2 separate regions of the Homo sapiens genome follow, and region 1 is linked to region 2. The links are chromatin loops, found by intact Hi-C in ENCODE. Cell type or tissue: prostate gland. All regions are shown on one strand. Each heading gives the region's core, and the rest is flanking DNA. Links, peaks and the distances in the headings are about the cores only.

Evidence for each region. Hi-C counts contacts between places; a loop is a spot of excess contacts. Peaks named below come from ENCODE experiments on the same cell type or tissue, not always from the same donor. Only the 100,000 strongest peaks of a DNase experiment are listed, where the experiment ranks them.
Region 1: a loop joins it to region 2, with 6 times the contacts of the local background. A loop is called at or near these places in 2 of 110 quality-filtered maps.

Annotation. Positions count from the first base shown.
Region 1 is chr7:99,676,804-99,685,089 of GRCh38, forward strand. CYP3A5 (cytochrome P450 family 3 subfamily A member 5) reads right to left here and starts at 3,193. Exons shown (of 13, transcript NM_000777.5): 1 at 3,023-3,193. The coding sequence starts at 3,093. CYP3A7-CYP3A51P (CYP3A7-CYP3A51P readthrough) reads right to left here. Exons shown (of 15, transcript NM_001256497.3): 15 at 7,874-8,286. It also overlaps a transcript of ZSCAN25 not described here and the pseudogene CYP3A51P. RefSeq lists promoters at 3,113-3,278, 3,146-3,884. In prostate gland, for the core only: no CTCF peak of the experiment used is centred there; DNase peaks (open chromatin) are centred at 2,418 and 3,188; H3K4me3 peaks cover 2,826 bases; H3K27ac peaks cover 2,733 bases.
Region 2 is chr7:99,759,787-99,768,072 of GRCh38, forward strand. It overlaps CYP3A4 (cytochrome P450 family 3 subfamily A member 4), which reads right to left. Exons shown (of 13, transcript NM_017460.6): 8 at 7,345-7,472; 9 at 6,591-6,657; 10 at 4,069-4,229; 11 at 2,255-2,481; 12 at 1,033-1,195. CYP3A4-AS1 (CYP3A4 antisense RNA 1) reads left to right here and starts at 4,146. Exons shown (of 1, transcript NR_198962.1): 1 at 4,146-7,110. RefSeq lists an enhancer at 3,845-4,125. In prostate gland, for the core only: no CTCF peak of the experiment used is centred there; a DNase peak (open chromatin) is centred at 3,365.

The sequences.
Region 1 (8,286 bases), core at 401-5,400, 84 kb before region 2:
TCCTTATTTCTACAGATTGACAACTGTGTTCATGGCTTCTATTGGCCTTATAGAAATGTGGGCAGCTTTCAGGTACACCTCAGTCTCTGTGGTCAGATGATCTGGTTGATTTGAGCTGTTGAGGAGGATGGTTGATCCATATGTCCTTGAATGATTGTGTGCAGAAGAACCAGCAACTAATACTTCTCAGGTCATACTCACCTGAGAAGCACAGTGCCAGGCACACTCATCTTTTTCAAGGTGGTCAACCAGAAAGCAGTCAGTTCACTGCCTCTGTACGTGAAGTATCTCTGAGGAAAAACCCATTAAGCCTGGTGTTCACTATGGCAGGCCTGCCTGGAACTCATCTTTCATGAGTCATGTGCAAACTCCTCCAACTGATGGTTCTGGATCCTTGCAGACCTTCCCCCTCCGGTGTGACTGAGGGATGGAAAACTGGAGGAAGAAGAGAGGCTGAAGGAAGAGGTTGCCAGACACTGATTCAGCTGTGAAGCTGCTAGCCCCACACAGTTGGCTCCAGAGAGGCAAACTACAAAAATGTGGCTGAAAAAGATGATGTGCATAAAAGAATCCACATGCCTCATATGTACTTTCAGCTAAAAGACACAGAGGGACCTTCCAAAGTCCAGGTACTTTCCTGTTGATAGCAAATGGTGCAGTATGGCATATAAGATAAGTAATGATAAAACGTCCCGGAGAGTTGTATTAAGACCTTGTTTACTCCTCTTTAGAGGTTAGCCTTCAAGGCAGTATAGGTTCCAAACATTTTGTAAACATCCAGTGACTTATAAAATGTGATAAAATAAAACTGAGAAATTACATGAAGGGCAGGGTTTGGAGGACTCAGCAGGGGCAGCATGAGCAGGCCCAGTCATACATTTGGTTCCCTGCCCCAGAACAGTTAGTGGAAGTGCGTGCACCACCTGCCAAAGCCAGGGTGGCCTTGGGTATTCCCACTTCAGTTCCCTCCTTTGTTGTCACAGCCATGTCAAATCAATGACACTAATCTCTGCTCCTGAACTTTAAACACATTACCTGACCTCTCAGGTGAGGACAAGCTATTGAGTTAATGTGTCAGCAGCATTGGCCCCCAAGGAAAGATCTTGGTGAGTGTCTAGATTCACATGGTACCATGTCAAGGCAGATGCTGTGCTGGGCGAACTCTTTAGTTTCTTTCCAGCTCCCCTCTGGTAGAGTAATGCAGCCTTTGGGTCCAGTGAAGAGACTAACAGAAAAGCCAGTCATCTATTGCATGTAATTGTGTTGGCCTAAGGAGGGCCTGGTCTACACTGCATTTTCTGACTCCTGGGCTGCACCAGCATTGTCTAAGGCTAAGGCATTGTCTGCCTGGCTGCCCGAGTCTGTAGTGACCGGCCCACAACATGGCAGACCACACACAGAGTGACACAGATGGTGCCCCTGTGTCCAGGCTTGAAGCAGATGAGATGCCAACCTGTTTGCCCTTTGAGTGACCTCCACGGTGGGGCCAGGACCCATGAATATCTCTTTGGAGTTCTACCCTGAGAGCTGAGGAATATTTTCTCACTTCATATGGATCCTACCTGGAAGCCTTTGCTATCGTCACTGGCTCACAGTCTTGCTTACTCCCCTGTCCTGAGAGTTTAAGACAATCTGCTAAGCAGGTATATTCGAAAAGGAGTTATTAAAATAAATGGCCGGACAGGTATATTTGAAAAGACGTGCAGTCTTGTCTTAGAGGTATACATTTGTGCATTAGACTCATATTCCTGACATTCAGGAAAGGTGACATTATTTTACACACACTTATTGTCACAAATACTGAACTAACAGCCCTGTTTTACCATCCAGAAGGAACATGCTGGAAATAGTCTATCTCCAAAAAATTCTGGTTTAAAAATGAATGAATTTAAACCATATCAATTCATTTAAAAATGTTAGACAATGGAAACCATGTTGCCACAACTCACTGAATTCCTAAGCTTTCTGTGAAAGAATTAAAATGAGGTTTATAGTGTCTATTTTCATGTCATTGTGGTTCCCTGCTCTTAATAAAAGTCAAATTGAGGTAGAAGTTAATGGGACAGGTGGAGCCTCCACTACCCACAGTGGAAAGTAACTCTTCTCTCCACCTGCTCTAGGATGCCAGGAATCCCACCAGTGAGAGGGTTTGCCCTCCTGTACTGTAACATAAAGGGGAAAAATATGTAAAATCCAAATTGGCTTTCATGGCTCCTGCCTTTTCAGGCTGCTAGTAGATTCCCATTAGGTGAGAAACAAAGCTCTATATTAATCCTAGCCTCCCAGAGACGGGAGGAAAAAGATTAAAGCAAAGAATAAATCCTCGAAACTTCCTCCAGGTCTCCTTTGCTCTAGAGGTTAATCATTGCAAGATAAACCATCCTGTGTATGACAGGGTGGAGGAGTGACTCATAGGAGGGAGGGGATTTTCAGGGGCATGGCACAGGAAAGAGGGAAGAGCCAGGGGACAGCTTCCCATGAAGTCTTGGTGTCCCCTGGTGCGTTATGTAAATGATATCCTGGGTTGGAAGGCGGGGGAGCAGGAACCAGGTCTACAGGGGCAATACAGCTACACATCCCTTCCAGCAGACACAGAACCCAGAAAGCGAATTAATGAGACAAAAATGCAAGCCACTCCTTCCTGTACCCAGAATCCCCAGAGCCTGGGAAGGGGATGAGGATCACACTGTCCATCATGATCAGCAGTTTGTAATCTGCCGCTGCCATGTTTTCATTGATTAGTCTTCGTCAGATCTAAGCTAATCAAATCATTCCCACTACCAAATGCTGTCCCTAAACCCTCCTAGTCACCAAAATTAGAAGGTGGATGGGAGAAATGCTTATTTATTCATTCATAGATCTGCATAAGATAATAATAACTTCTATGCGTTTGTAGCGTCCAACACTTCAGCTACTTCTCCTTGAACATCTCTTTTGATCTTCAAAACAGATAAGGGAAAAGGGGCCCGATTAGCACCCCAAGTCCAAGGAAACAAAGAGAGGAGTTTGGACAGTTACTCACAGATAGAGGAGCACCAGGCTGACAGCCAGGAGAAGCCAGGTTTCCACCGCCAAATTTGGGATGAGGTCCATCGCCACTTTCCTTCTTCAACTGTGTTCTGTGAGTCTTCCTTTTAGCTGAGTGCTGCTGTTTGCTGGGCTGTTTGCCTGGAGCTTCCCTGCCCTGCACAGCAGTCTTCAGCCAAGCTGCTGAAAGATTTATGTGCTGGAGAAGGAGGCAGGGCTATAGCTGCAGCCAATAGCAAAGAATCGCACACACCCCTTTGCTGACCTCTTTTGAGTTCATGTTCTATGAGGAATCATGAAAAGCTTAATCAGTGTTATCGGGGAGTCCAAGGGTTCTGGGTTCTTATCAGAAACTCAAGTGGAGCCATTGGCATGAAATCTATTAACCCTCCTCTCACCTGCCCCTCCATGGCTGCCTTCATTCTAGAATAATTGAAATCCATCCTCACAAGCCACACCTACACATCTTTACCCACGAAATTCCCTCTGCCTGGAGTGTACCTGTGCCCTCTAGATGACTCCTACGTATCCTTCCAAGCCCAGCCAGACAGACCCCTTCTGCTAAAATTTTTCCTTACCAACCTCCTCACACAAATGTAACCATTTCCTCCTCTGGGTGCCTCCTATCCCCCTCACACAGTCCTATTGTCCTCTTTTCTCTCTACCACCATTGTAAGTTTCTATGCCTGTTTCCCTTAGCAGAGGTGAGCTCCTCAAGGGCACAGTCTGGTATTATTTACTTTCATGACCCTGGTTCCTAGCAGGGTACTGTACACATGGTGGGTAACCAGGAATGTTGGTGGAGTTGTCTTGGGTGAGATTGCTGGGCGTCTCATCCCCTCTGACTCTGTGGTGATAGCAATAGACTAATGGTTGCTTGGGACTCAAATGCAGCCACACTGTGTCCCAACTAATAAAGTTGGTCTTGTTCTGCAAAGGAAAATAATAGAAATCATGTTCTGCCACTTAATTCCTCATAAGGTAACATAACATGAAGAGACTTACCTGTTGAGAGTTGTACTGAATCTGTCAAGGAAGATACTGTGTATCAGAAGAACACCCAACCAGTTTGTGCCTCTCATCTATTCATTCCTGTATTAAAGCATTCATGATGTATTTTAAAAGCTGTGCTCCCAGTACTTGGGTACAACACTGACTAAGGCCCAGACATTAGCTCAGTTGTTTTGATTTGTAGATCCCACAAGTATGTGAGAACTTGCAATATCTGTGTTTCTGTGCCTGGCTTATTTCACTTAACATGATGACCTCCAGTTCCATCCATATTATTACAGATAACAGGATCTCATGCTTTTTTCATGGCTGAATTGTGCTCCATTGTGTATAATTGGAGTACTTTCTTTATCCATTCATCTGTTGATGGACACTTAGGTTGCTTCCAAATCTTGGCATTTGTGAATAGTGGCTATTGTGAATATTGGAGTGATGTTATCTCTTCAATATATGATTTCCTTTCTTCCAGGTATATACCCAGCATGGGGATTTCTGGATATTGTGGTAGCTCTATTTAATGTTAATTTTAATGTTTTGAGGAACCTCCAAATTGTTCTCTATAGTGGTTGCACTAATTTACACCAACAGTGTACAAGGGTTCCCTTTTCTCCACATTCTCGCTGGCATTTGTTGTTGCCTGTCTTTTGGATAAAAACCATTTTAGCTGGGGTAAGATGATATCTCATTGTGGTTTTGATTTGCATTTCTCTAATGACCAGTGATGTTGAGCACCTTATCATATGCCTATGTGGCATTTGTATGTCTTCTTTTGAAAAATGTCTATTCAAATTTTGCCCATTTTTTGATTGGATTATTAGATTTTTCCTTACAGAGTTGTTTGAGCGCTTCATGTATTCTGGCTATTAATCTGTTGTCAGAGTGTGACTTTGAAAATATTTTCTCCCATTCTGTGGTTTGTGTCTTCACTTTGTTGATTGCTTTCTTTGTGGTACAGAAGCTTTTTAACTTGATCTGATCCATTTGTCCATTTTTGCTTTGGTTGCCTGTGCTTGTGGGGTAGTTCTTCAGAAAGTTTTGCCCAGACCAATATCCTGAAGAGTTTCCACAATGTTTTCTTGTAGCAGTTTCATCGTTTGAGGTCTCAGATTTCAGTTTTGTTTTTTGTTTTTTTGTTTTTTGTTTTTCTGACAGAGTCTCACTCTCTTGCCCAGGCTGGGGTGCATTGTCATGATCTCAGCTCACTGCCACCTCCGCCTCCTGGGTCCAAGTGATTCTGCCACCTCAGCCTTCTGTGTAGCTGGGACTACAGGCACGCACCAGCATGTCCAGCTAACTCTTGTATTTTTTGGTAGACATGTGGTTTCACCATGTTGGCCAGGCTGGTCTTGAACTCCTGACCTCAAGTGATACACCCGCCTCGGCCTCTCAAAATGCTGGGATTACAGGCATGAGCCACGGCACTCAGCCAGGTTTCAGTCTTTCGTCCACCTTGATTTGATTTTTGTGTCTGGTGAGATACAGGGTTCTAGTTTCATTATTCTGCATGTTAAAATCCAGCTTTCCCAGCACCAGAAGAGACTGTCTTTTCCCCCAGTGTATGTTCTTGACAACATTGTTGAAAATGAGTTCACCGTAGGTGTGTGGAATTGTTTCTGGGTTCTCTATTCTATTTCATTGGTCTGTGTCTGTTTTTATACAAGTACCATACTGTTTTGGTTATTATACCTCTGTAGTATAATTTGAAGTCAGGTAATATGATTCCTCCAGTTTTGTTCTTTTTGCTGAAGGTAGCTTTCGCTATTCTGGGTCTTTTGTGGTTCCATACAAATTTTAGGGTTTTTTTTTTTCTATTTCTTTGAAGAATGCCATTGGTATTTTGAGAGACTGCATTGAATCTGTGCATTGCTTTGGGTAGTATGGACATTTTTAACAATATTAATGCTTACAATATATAAACATGGAATATCCTTCTTTTTTGTGTCTTCTTCAATTTCCTTCATCAGTGTTTTACAATATTAATTGTAGACATCTTTCTCTTAAGTTAATTCCCAGGTATTTAGTTTTATTTGGGGTTATTGTAAATGGGATTACATTTTTTATTTTTGCCAGATTGTTCACTGTTGGCATGCAGAAATGCTACTGGTTTTTGTATGTTGATTTTGTATCCAGCAACATTACTGAATTTGTTTATCAGATCTAATAGTTCTTTAGTGGAGTCTTTAAGTGTTTCCATATATCATTTGGAAATCATTTGGAAATATCATTTGGAAATCATTTTCAAATATCATTTCCAAACATTACTTGGAAATCATTTGAACATCTTCTTGCTTCCTGGCACAAAATGTATCCTAGGCTTATCTTGAACATTCTTAATCCTGGCCCTGGAATCAGCCATTTCTCTAAAAAGCTCTGGTTCCTTTCAGTGGAAAATGGTATTAATAAGCCAAGATCTGGCCACTAAGTGTGCTCATTGCTATTGAAATGCCATTGTTACCTAGCCCTATCAGTGGAGAGAAGTAGGGAGTATATGTTTTTTTGTACACACACACAAACACATACATACATTTATGTCTATCTAATTATCTTGTCCTCTTGTTATCTTTTTATCACCTATCTAACCATTTATCTATCTAGAAGGGTATGAATATACATGGATACATCCATTTTAATCTAATTTCATAGGATTCCTGCTAGTTTTCTCCCTTTCTGAATCCATGACTCTTTTCTGCAAAAGTGACACACCTGGCTTCCAGTATACTTTATTTACTTATTTCATCAATCCCCTTTATGTAGTGAAACCTCACCCATCCCTTCCCACTCATGGATGCCCTCCTCACCTCATGCCCTAAATATGTTCTCCATGCCCTGTTTAGGCTCTGGCTGCTTTTTCAGGCCACCCCTCTGTGTCGACATTTTCTCTGCTTGCTTGGACTCCCACACACAGGCCGGGCTGTTTCTCCACGTGAACACCTACTTGATCCTCACCCTACTAGGTCTCTGACTTGGAACCATCATGACACTCTCTTTTCTACCTTAATGTGTGGCCACCATCTGGCTGCCACCCACCTAATGACTTTAGGATAAGTTACTCAGGAAGGGAAAGTAAAGAAAGAAGTGGGAACAGACAAGGAATGAGTGTGTTTAGCCTGTTGCCCAATCAATTGACCAATTGACTGTTTCTTATTAAGTGTTCATTGCAGTAAGACAGTTGGGAGTTGAGAATGGAATGCAAGAGGTGTAAGAAAACATGTTTCCCATCTCCCAGAAATATCAGGGGAGATGGTTTGAAAACATTAAATCAAAACTAATAATATAATAAGGGATTCAGTTGTATGTTATAAAATGTATGTGCTTCAAAAAGGCATAATTTTTTTTTTTTTTTTTTGAGATGGAATCTCACTCTGTCACCCAGGCTGGAGTGTAATGGTGCGTCTCGGCTCACTGCAACCTCTGCCTCCAGGTTCAAGTGATTCTCCTGCCTCAGCCTCCTGGGTAGCTGAGATTATAGGTGCATACCACCACACCTAGCTAATTTTTGTATTTTTAGTAGAGATGGGGTTTCACCATGTTGGTCAGGCTGGTCTCGAACTCCTGACCTCAGGTGATCCACCCACCTCGGCCTCCCAAAGTGCTGGGATTACAGGCATGAGCCACTGTGCTTGGTCAAAAAAGGCATAATTAAACTATGAATGTTCTTTCTAAGCAATGGGCAAAGTCACAGTGGATTAATTCTCACCTATGTTAATAATCACATTGGAGTTCTGACAAATGCCCCACACCAACAATGGTTACAATGATCACATATATTTACTTGTTGGTTCTCATTCATTCAGTTCTATAGATTTCTCCTTAATGTTCAGGAAAGTATCCGATGATACTTTTGTAAGAGGTTTTTATTGATTTGCTTAATATAAACTTATTATAGAATGCTCCAGATAAAACAGATGATATAAATGTCACTGTTAGAGCCATCAAAATAATTCTTATTTTCATTAATAATTTTGGATGAAATTATTGAGAAATTTTGATTCTTTTATCAGAGCTCAGGAGGAGTTAATGGTGCTAACTAGGGGTGGCTGAGATTGTCCTGTGAGAAACAAAGAAGCCAAATCTACTTCCCAAGCACTGATTTGGTCACTTCCTTTATATTCCCAAGTATAACACTCTACACAGACAGGGAGAGAGCTCAGTGCATGTACAGAATCCCTGGTTATTTATGCAGTACAGTGGATGAAGCCCATCTTCATTTCAGGGTACTATTCACAAAGTAATTTGAGGTCTCTGGTG
Region 2 (8,286 bases), core at 1,012-6,011:
GGGATTGAACTAGGACTTGAAAGATAAGAACAAAATGAGGAGAAAGGGAACAACATTTTTTTTTTTTTGAGACAGAGTCTCGCTGTCACCCAGGCTGGAGTGCAGTGGCCCAATCTCGGCTCACTGCAGGCTCCGCTCCCTGGGGTTCATGCCATTCTCCTGCCTCAGCCTCCAGAGTAGCTGGGACTACAGGTGCCTGCCACCTCTCCAGGGTAATTTTTTGTATTTTTAGTAGAGACGGGGTTTCACCGTGTTAGCCAGGATGGTCTCGATCTCCTGACCTCATGATCCGCCTGCTTCGGCCTCCCAAAGTGCTGGGATTACAGGCATGAGCCACCATGCCTGGCTGGGAACAACATTAATAGAGTTATAATTGGGTTGAAAAGGAGCCCAGCTGGATGGAGCTAGGCACCTGGAAGGTGAGGTCAGTCAGGATGGCCTTGGACTGTGGTAGTCCTTTATATCCACCAGAAATGCCTTAAATTAGTCATTCTCAACCTTGGCTTCACATGAGAAGCAATGGGGAAGCTTTTAAAGCCACACTCTGGGCAAATTAGTTTAGAATTTCTGTGATATCCCAGACATCATGAATTTTTAAAGCTCCCTGGTGATTCCAATGTACAGCTAGTGGTTGGGAGCCACTCTCATGAGAAAGCTTCTCCAAGTTCTGGTTGGGAAGAGCAGCATTCAAAAGTCACAACAAGGTAATCATTACACTTCATGACTGTGCAAAATACTTCCCCATCTTTCCAATCGACTTGAAACTGAATGTAAACTTTGCTCAAGTTCAAGGAGACTGCAGATAATTATGCCATGCTAATCTACATGGGCTTTACATGATGTTTTTGATGCTACAGCTTTTGAACTCCAGAACTGAAGCACCCTTAAAGATCACAGATGGGCCTAATTGATTCTTTGGCCCAGAGAACAAATTAGTAAAAGATTAAACAAGCATATTCTTTTTAAAAAATACAGACCACTCAGTTAAAAGAATTATTAATACAACATTATTTTTATAGAAAATTGACTAACCTGTGTTTCTTTACAAGGTTTGAAGGAGAAGTTCTGAAGGACTCTGATTAGAGCAAGTTTCATGTTCATGAGAGCAAACCTCATGCCAATGCAGTTTCTGGGTCCACTTCCAAAGGGTGTGTATATGTAAGGATCTATGTTGTCCTTGTTCTTCTTGCTGAATCTGGTTCCACGTTGGTAGATTTTTAAAAAGTTAATGACATAATACCCCTAAGAGTTACATGTTAGGGTTTCTTACTTAGGGGCCACCCCTCAACTAGTAGTACACAGGATACTTTTGTGGGCTGGTCATTGAAATCCTGCTATGCTTATTTTGCTATGAGAATTGTAAGCTACAGATCCTTTCTACTCTCCTGACACTATAGGAGCTTTCAGTCTTGTTGAGATGAGATAAATAGTGTTGCAAAGAATACTTATTTCTAAACACTGAAATTATATTCAGGGTGGTGATGTGTCCACACTATAAAAGGCACATAAGTGATGGGACTGACTGATGGAAAAGTAGGTTCCTGCCTCAAGTCACACTTACATTGGTCATGAGGAAGGAGAAGGGGAAATTGTCTTGTACTATTTCAAAATTGTTATTTTGCACTTTCCTTCTCATCTCCTCTCTTGTTTTTCTAATTCTCCTCCTTCTCCTCCTTACCTTGTCTTCTCCCTCCTTCTCCTCCTTCTTCTTCTCTCCATCTCTCCCTCTTTCTCCCCCACACCTCCATAGAATAGTTGAAGTCAGATAATTTACACAGGCATATGATGCTACTGTACCGATGTAATGCAGTATCATCACTGCTTTCTTTGTCTATCTGTTCCAGTAAGCTATAAAATTCTTTGAAGATTAGATGCATGTTTTTTATTAAAATGTTATTCCTAAATATTTGATTATATTTATGAAAAAAATATTCATTTGGGGGACATAATAATAGCATTGTGATCATGTGTTTTTAAAAGAGTCCTTACATTTTGGACACTGATGACCCATAAGGACATAACTGATGACCTTCATCGTAAGTTGTTGGAATTGTGGATGACTGTAGTTTTCTTTTTTCTAGTCTATGGTTTGTAAAGTGTGACAATAATCAATTTGATGATTAAAAAAATCTCTAAATATAAAAATACAAGCAAATAATTATACAACCACATGACTGTCCTGTAGATTAAGAGAGGCAGAATATGCTTGAACCAGGCTGGTTCAGGGAGGGCTCCCTTCCCAGGGGCCTTGTACCTTTCAGGGAGGAACTTCTCAGGCTCTGTCCAGTACTTTGGGTCACGGTGAAGAGCATAGCTTGGAATCATCACCACCACCCCTTTGGGAATGAACATCCCATTGATCTCAACATCTTTTTTGCAGACCCTCTCAAGTCTCATAGCAATTGGGAATAATCTGAGCGTTTCATTCACCACCATGTCAAGATACTCCATCTGTAGCACAGTATCATAGGTGGGTGGTGCCTGGAAAGAACGAAACAGATTTGGATAAATTGAGATTTTGAATTAACTTTTAACTCAGTCCATGCAGTACTAATGAAGTATTAGGAGCTCCAGAGACTAACTCATACTGGTAAAGGATCGAAGCATTTATAAAGTGTTTTAATAACTGTCATGCCCATTGCTGTGCTCAGTGGCCCACTGAGATGTGTGGAGGAGTTATGAAGGTGGGAAGCATTCGGGAAGGCTCTCACCCCAGGGACTGAAATCCTTAGCATAACCGTGTATATATGTCTATATATATATACACACACACATACACACACACATATATATGTGTATATATATGTGTATACACACACTAAAAGGAGGACTTTTGTTATATACAGAAAATGTGGAGAGAAACACTATATTATATAAAATCTCCATAAATAATTTGAGGATAAACTAGTCCCTTTCTATCCCAAAAATGACAAAGAAGGTTCTGGTTGGATGTAACCAGAGAACACGATTTCAGTGCTAGTGGAAGTTATAAAGAGGATAGAACCCCACACAGCCCTGTCCTCACTTGCTGAAACAGTCTCCTAGTTGTTGCTTCAGGGCTGGACTGTAATCTCTGAAGAACATCCCTTTGTGTTCACCTCACTGCCACAGCCGGGCCAGCCCCAAAGCCGTGTCTCTTCATACCACAAAGAATCCCAATTTTGGCAGAGGTCTGAAAACAGTGTGGGTGATATGCACCTAGTATTTGGTGTTATATTTGGAAGGCAATATGATAGTGTTTTAAGACTTTAGCTCAGGAGCCAGATATCCTGGTTCCTAGCTTGGCTTCTTCACCAGTTACTGCCTGACTGGAACATGAGATAGGTGTGGGGAGAGCTGAGTCAGCCTGCACAGCACACCCAGGGCCAGGCTCCGTCAGACTACAGCCAGACCAGAGCAAGTCCTGCCAATATCAGCAGAGCTCACTATCCAACTATGATGTGTGGAGGAGTTATGAAGTGGGGAGACATTCGAGACGGCTCTCACCCCAGGGACTGAAATCCTTAGCATAACCGTGTACTGGTTTTTCTTTCTCATTGAAACAAATGTGACTAATAGGCTATGACCACTAGCATCAAATAACATATGAGAAAGTGATTGTTACCTTTCAAAAAAAAAAGTCACATGTCTGTAACCAAGAAAATAAAAAGAGATAAAAAGAGCAAATTCCTGTGTCCATATGTGGATACAGCTAAGGGGACATCACACACCACTATGGTGCCTGCTGCAAACATGTAATTCACAACCAAAACCAATGTGAAATGAGTGTGAGCAACAAATGCTTATTGTTAGATGCCACTGAGGTTTTTGGAGGTTTTTTACTTAGCATTATTGTAGTAATAGAAAGCAGATGAACCAGAGCCAGCACGTTTTACAAAGATCTTACGCTTCTGCCAGTAGCAACCATTTGCTATGTTTCTTTCTTTTTCTTTTCAGAGCCTTCCTACATAGAGTCAGTGAAAGAATCAGTGATTATGCTTTTTATAAAAATTCTCCTGGGAAGTGGTGAGGAGGCATTTTTGCTAAGGTTTCACCTCCTCCCTCCTTCTCCATGTACCATCCACTCACCTTATTGGGTAAAACTGCATCAATTTCCTCCTGCAGTTTCTGCTGGACATCAGGGTGAGTGGCCAGTTCATACATAATGAAGGAGAGAACACTGCTCGTGGTTTCATAGCCAGCAAAAATAAAGATAATTGATTGGGCCACGAGCTCCAGATCGGACAGAGCTGAAAGGAGAGGAAAGACATTTTAGGTAAATCAGATCAATGTAGGGCATCACAGTTTAGATGAAGAGAAATCTAAGTGAAGCCCTCAAATCCCTAAGGGAAAAGAATAGAAAAGCAATTCAGAGGTACACTGGGGGTGGTTTCATTCTGATGTGTATCTTACAGAACCAGAATAAGGCAAATCATTTTAATCCAGTTTTCCCCAAGGTCTTCGAGAATGTGGGCCATCCACTCCTCCTCATGCCACCCCCGCCACCTGCACAGCTGTGTAATTTCCAGAGAGAGCATTTCCGCATAACATACTCAGTGTTATGGGTGTGTTCCTTGAATGATCCTAAAAGTACTTTATTGTAAGTTAATATGAGGTAGTACTCTCCCCCAAGAAAAATGTAATTTATTTTAGCTACAATATATCTTGACAAACTTTGAGAGAATTTGCAACACTAATGGTTAAATGTAGGGAAAATCAAAGGACGTTTCCCGAAGATATGTTTGAGGGAACTTAAGGGACCAATATTGGTCTACAGACCACTTCTTGGTATTCAAAGTGTGGTCCATGGGTCAGAAGCATCTGAGAGCTCATTAGAAATGCAAAATCTCAAACCCCACCCTTGAACTACTGATTCAAAATCTGAACTTTCACAAGATGCAGTGATTTGTGTGCATAGCCTAGCTTGAGAAGCACGGATTATATCTTTGAGAGGCATCAGGTGATAGATCTAGGCTACAGTTCTCAGAATTGACTATCTCAGGATGTACAAGAATGAGAGATGGACAAAAAGCTAGATGAGTGGTAATTGATTGTAGTCTGATGGATGGCATTAAAATAGCATAAGCTCCTATGATTACAAGTTGGGCCCCTCTTGATTTTTCTCCTGAGAGAAGCTCAGGATGGTCCATCACTGGTCTGTTTGATCAGGACTGGATTAGGACCTTTAGAGACCTGGAACATAGAAATAAATATAATGCCTGCTCCAACCATGTAATTCACAACCAAAACCAATATGAAAGGAGTGTGAGAAAGGTCGACAGAGCTGTGATTTACCAGTGAAGACTTCTGTGATGCAGTTATAAGTAAATTCAACTACCTAATCATAGTATTCAGTTATCATGAACCTGATGATACTGATGTGAAATTGAACTATAATCTCAAAGTTTAGAGCTCTGCTGTCCAATATGGTAGCCACTACCCACTAGTGGCTATTTAAAATCAAATTTTATTAAATTAAACTGAAATACCATTTAAAATTGATCTTCAATGGCACTAGCCACATATCCAGTGCTCAATAGCCATATGTGTCTAGTGATTTCTATATGAAACAGTAAAACAATAGACTATTTCCTTTATCACAGCAAGTTATATTGGGATAGATAGATGAATAGTTAGATGATAGATAGATAATATATAAGTAGATAGATGATAGATGGATAAATGATAGATGATAGATGGATAGATGATAGATAGATAGATGATAGATAGATAGATAGATACATAGCTAGATAGATACATAGATAGATACATAGACATACAGACAAAAGTGGATGTAGACATGGATATATTTAAAGCAGTATGCTGGAGTAAGCCCAGTCCTGCTCTCTAGAACCAATAGTTAAATATTCAGGAATTTTGTGAGATGGTTGCCAAGTCTTGGTGGCTTGTAATTGACCATGGTCATCATTTTGCCACTGTCATAGTAATAGTGACTTCAGTAAAAAACATACATGGGTTGTAAAACTCGTAGGTGAAACATTGAAGACAAAGAGGATATTTACACGGTCTCAGAGGTTTTCCCCACAAGTTACTAATCCATTCCAAAGTGGAAAATAACTTTGCAGTAGATTAACCTGGTGAACACACTTTCAACAAGTACTGCCAGTTAAAATCACCCCTTTTGGAACAGCGTGGCTCCTGATTGGATGTTAGATGTATTAGGTAGCTGCAAAAGTTATTGTGGTTTTTGCCATTACTTTTAATTGCATTTTTTTGCAATTAAAAGTAATGGAAAAACCCACAATTAATTTTGCAGCAACCTAATAAATTTCTAGGCAGAAATTTTTATTCAGTGGATCTGAAGGAGGCTGAGAATTGGCATTTGATCTGATGTAGGTGATCCACAGACCGCAGACTGACTTTCTAGCATGCCAGGTTTGCTTAGGGTTGCCCTTTACTCTTAGAACATGGCTATCTATGCCTGCATGCCTCTAGAAAGTGCCTCCAACTACCACTTATAACATTCAAACATGTGTCGTTCTGCTATGTGGCAGAAATTCTCATCATCCTGGAATACTTCCTGCACATTTTCAGAACAAGGCCTTCCCTCTGAGTGCCCCACAAGTAGCCCTCAGAAACACTCTGGTTACCTTTGTGGGACTCAGTTTCTTTTGAATTCTGAGAGTCAATCATCAGCTGAAGGAAATCCACTCGGTGCTAGAAGCAAAAAGAGAAATTTCACTGACAGAAAGTGGCTCCTGAAGTCAGAAGTAAATCACAAGCGTGGTCCTTGATCTCCCTTCTGAGAATATGGCTCCTTGAAGACCAGAAATCTGATGCATGTTGCCTGAATCACCAGTGAAAAACATACCCTTCTAAATCCTTGGAAAGCAGGATGTTTTCCTGAAACAAATCTGGCTATCATGTGAGATGGCTCAAATTTAACACACGCTACACTTCAGCAGGTGGCCTGATAGGGACTTTCATTTGAGAATGTGTAAAATAACAGGTTTGTACTTGAAATGAGTCTTTACCAATTTATGATCTGGGGAAAGCATAATATCAGTAAAATATATTTCCAAACAGTAATGTTTATCCTCTGACAATTTATTGAAGGGAAGTAAAGTGGTAAAGTTTTATCTCAATAAAATTTATGCCGTGGCATACTAATTGTTGTGTCTGATATCAAATTTCATGTGCTGTCTCTGACTCATTCTCATATCTCCTTCCCCAAACCCCACTTTCTGCATTTCTACCAAATGAATTCTCTTGCTCTAAACATGAGCAGTCTTCATGTTAAAAGCATTCTTTAAAAACATACAGGTAACTGCACTGATCATATGTATATTATCTAAAAAATTATGAAAAACTAAACATCCTCCTATAACTACCACCACATTTTACCTTTTGTGTATCTTCGAGGCGACTTTCTTTCATCCTTTTTACAGATTTTCTTAAAAAATTTGTAACTTCTCTTGGAAACACACAGATATTTAATACTTCAAGAATTGGGATGAGGAATGGAAAGACTGCTGTAGGAAAAACAAAACAAAAACAGAAAAAGAAATTCATTGTGAATGTGCAAAATTTACCTGGAGCAATTCTAGTTTTCTCTACCAACCAGAAGAGTAAAAGACATCAAGGTTCTCAACTGGAAGCCATTCCTTCTATGACTTTTGCCCCTCTTTCAGGCCAGTGGCTGAGCAAGGGCAGGTCTATGCATAAGGAGCACCGCTACAGCAGTGAGATCAGCAGCCCCTTGTGCATCTTTTGAAGGATAAAAGGAACAAAATTCAATGCCCTAATCTCTTTGCCTTTATCTATTGGACTACAGTCTCCTAGAATAACCCAAATCATAATCTGAAGCTCAAAATTAATCTTGCTGTTCAAGAAATAGTAGGTAGTCAAGATAGAAATAACACAGCATATCTCTGTCACCTATCATGGAATAAAGATAAAATCAATAAGGGAAAGAAAATTGAGAAACTCACACATATGTGGAAGTTAAATAATAAACATTTAAGTAACCAATGAGTCAAAGTAGAAACCAAAAGGGCAAATAGAAACTGTTTTGAGGTGAACAAAAACTAAGATGTGATAGACCACAATCTCATGGGATTTAGCAAAGGAAGTGCTCAGAGGGAAAGTTACAGCTGTAATGTCTAAATTTAGAGGAACAAAAAAATCACAAATCAGTAATCTATGTTCATGCCACAACATAGTAAACGAAGAAGGGCAAACTAAGCCTGAAGCCAGCAGAAGAAAGAAAATGATACAGACTAAAGTACAAATTCATGAACTAGAGAATAAAAAACCCTGATGAATTAATATCATTTCTATGAAGTG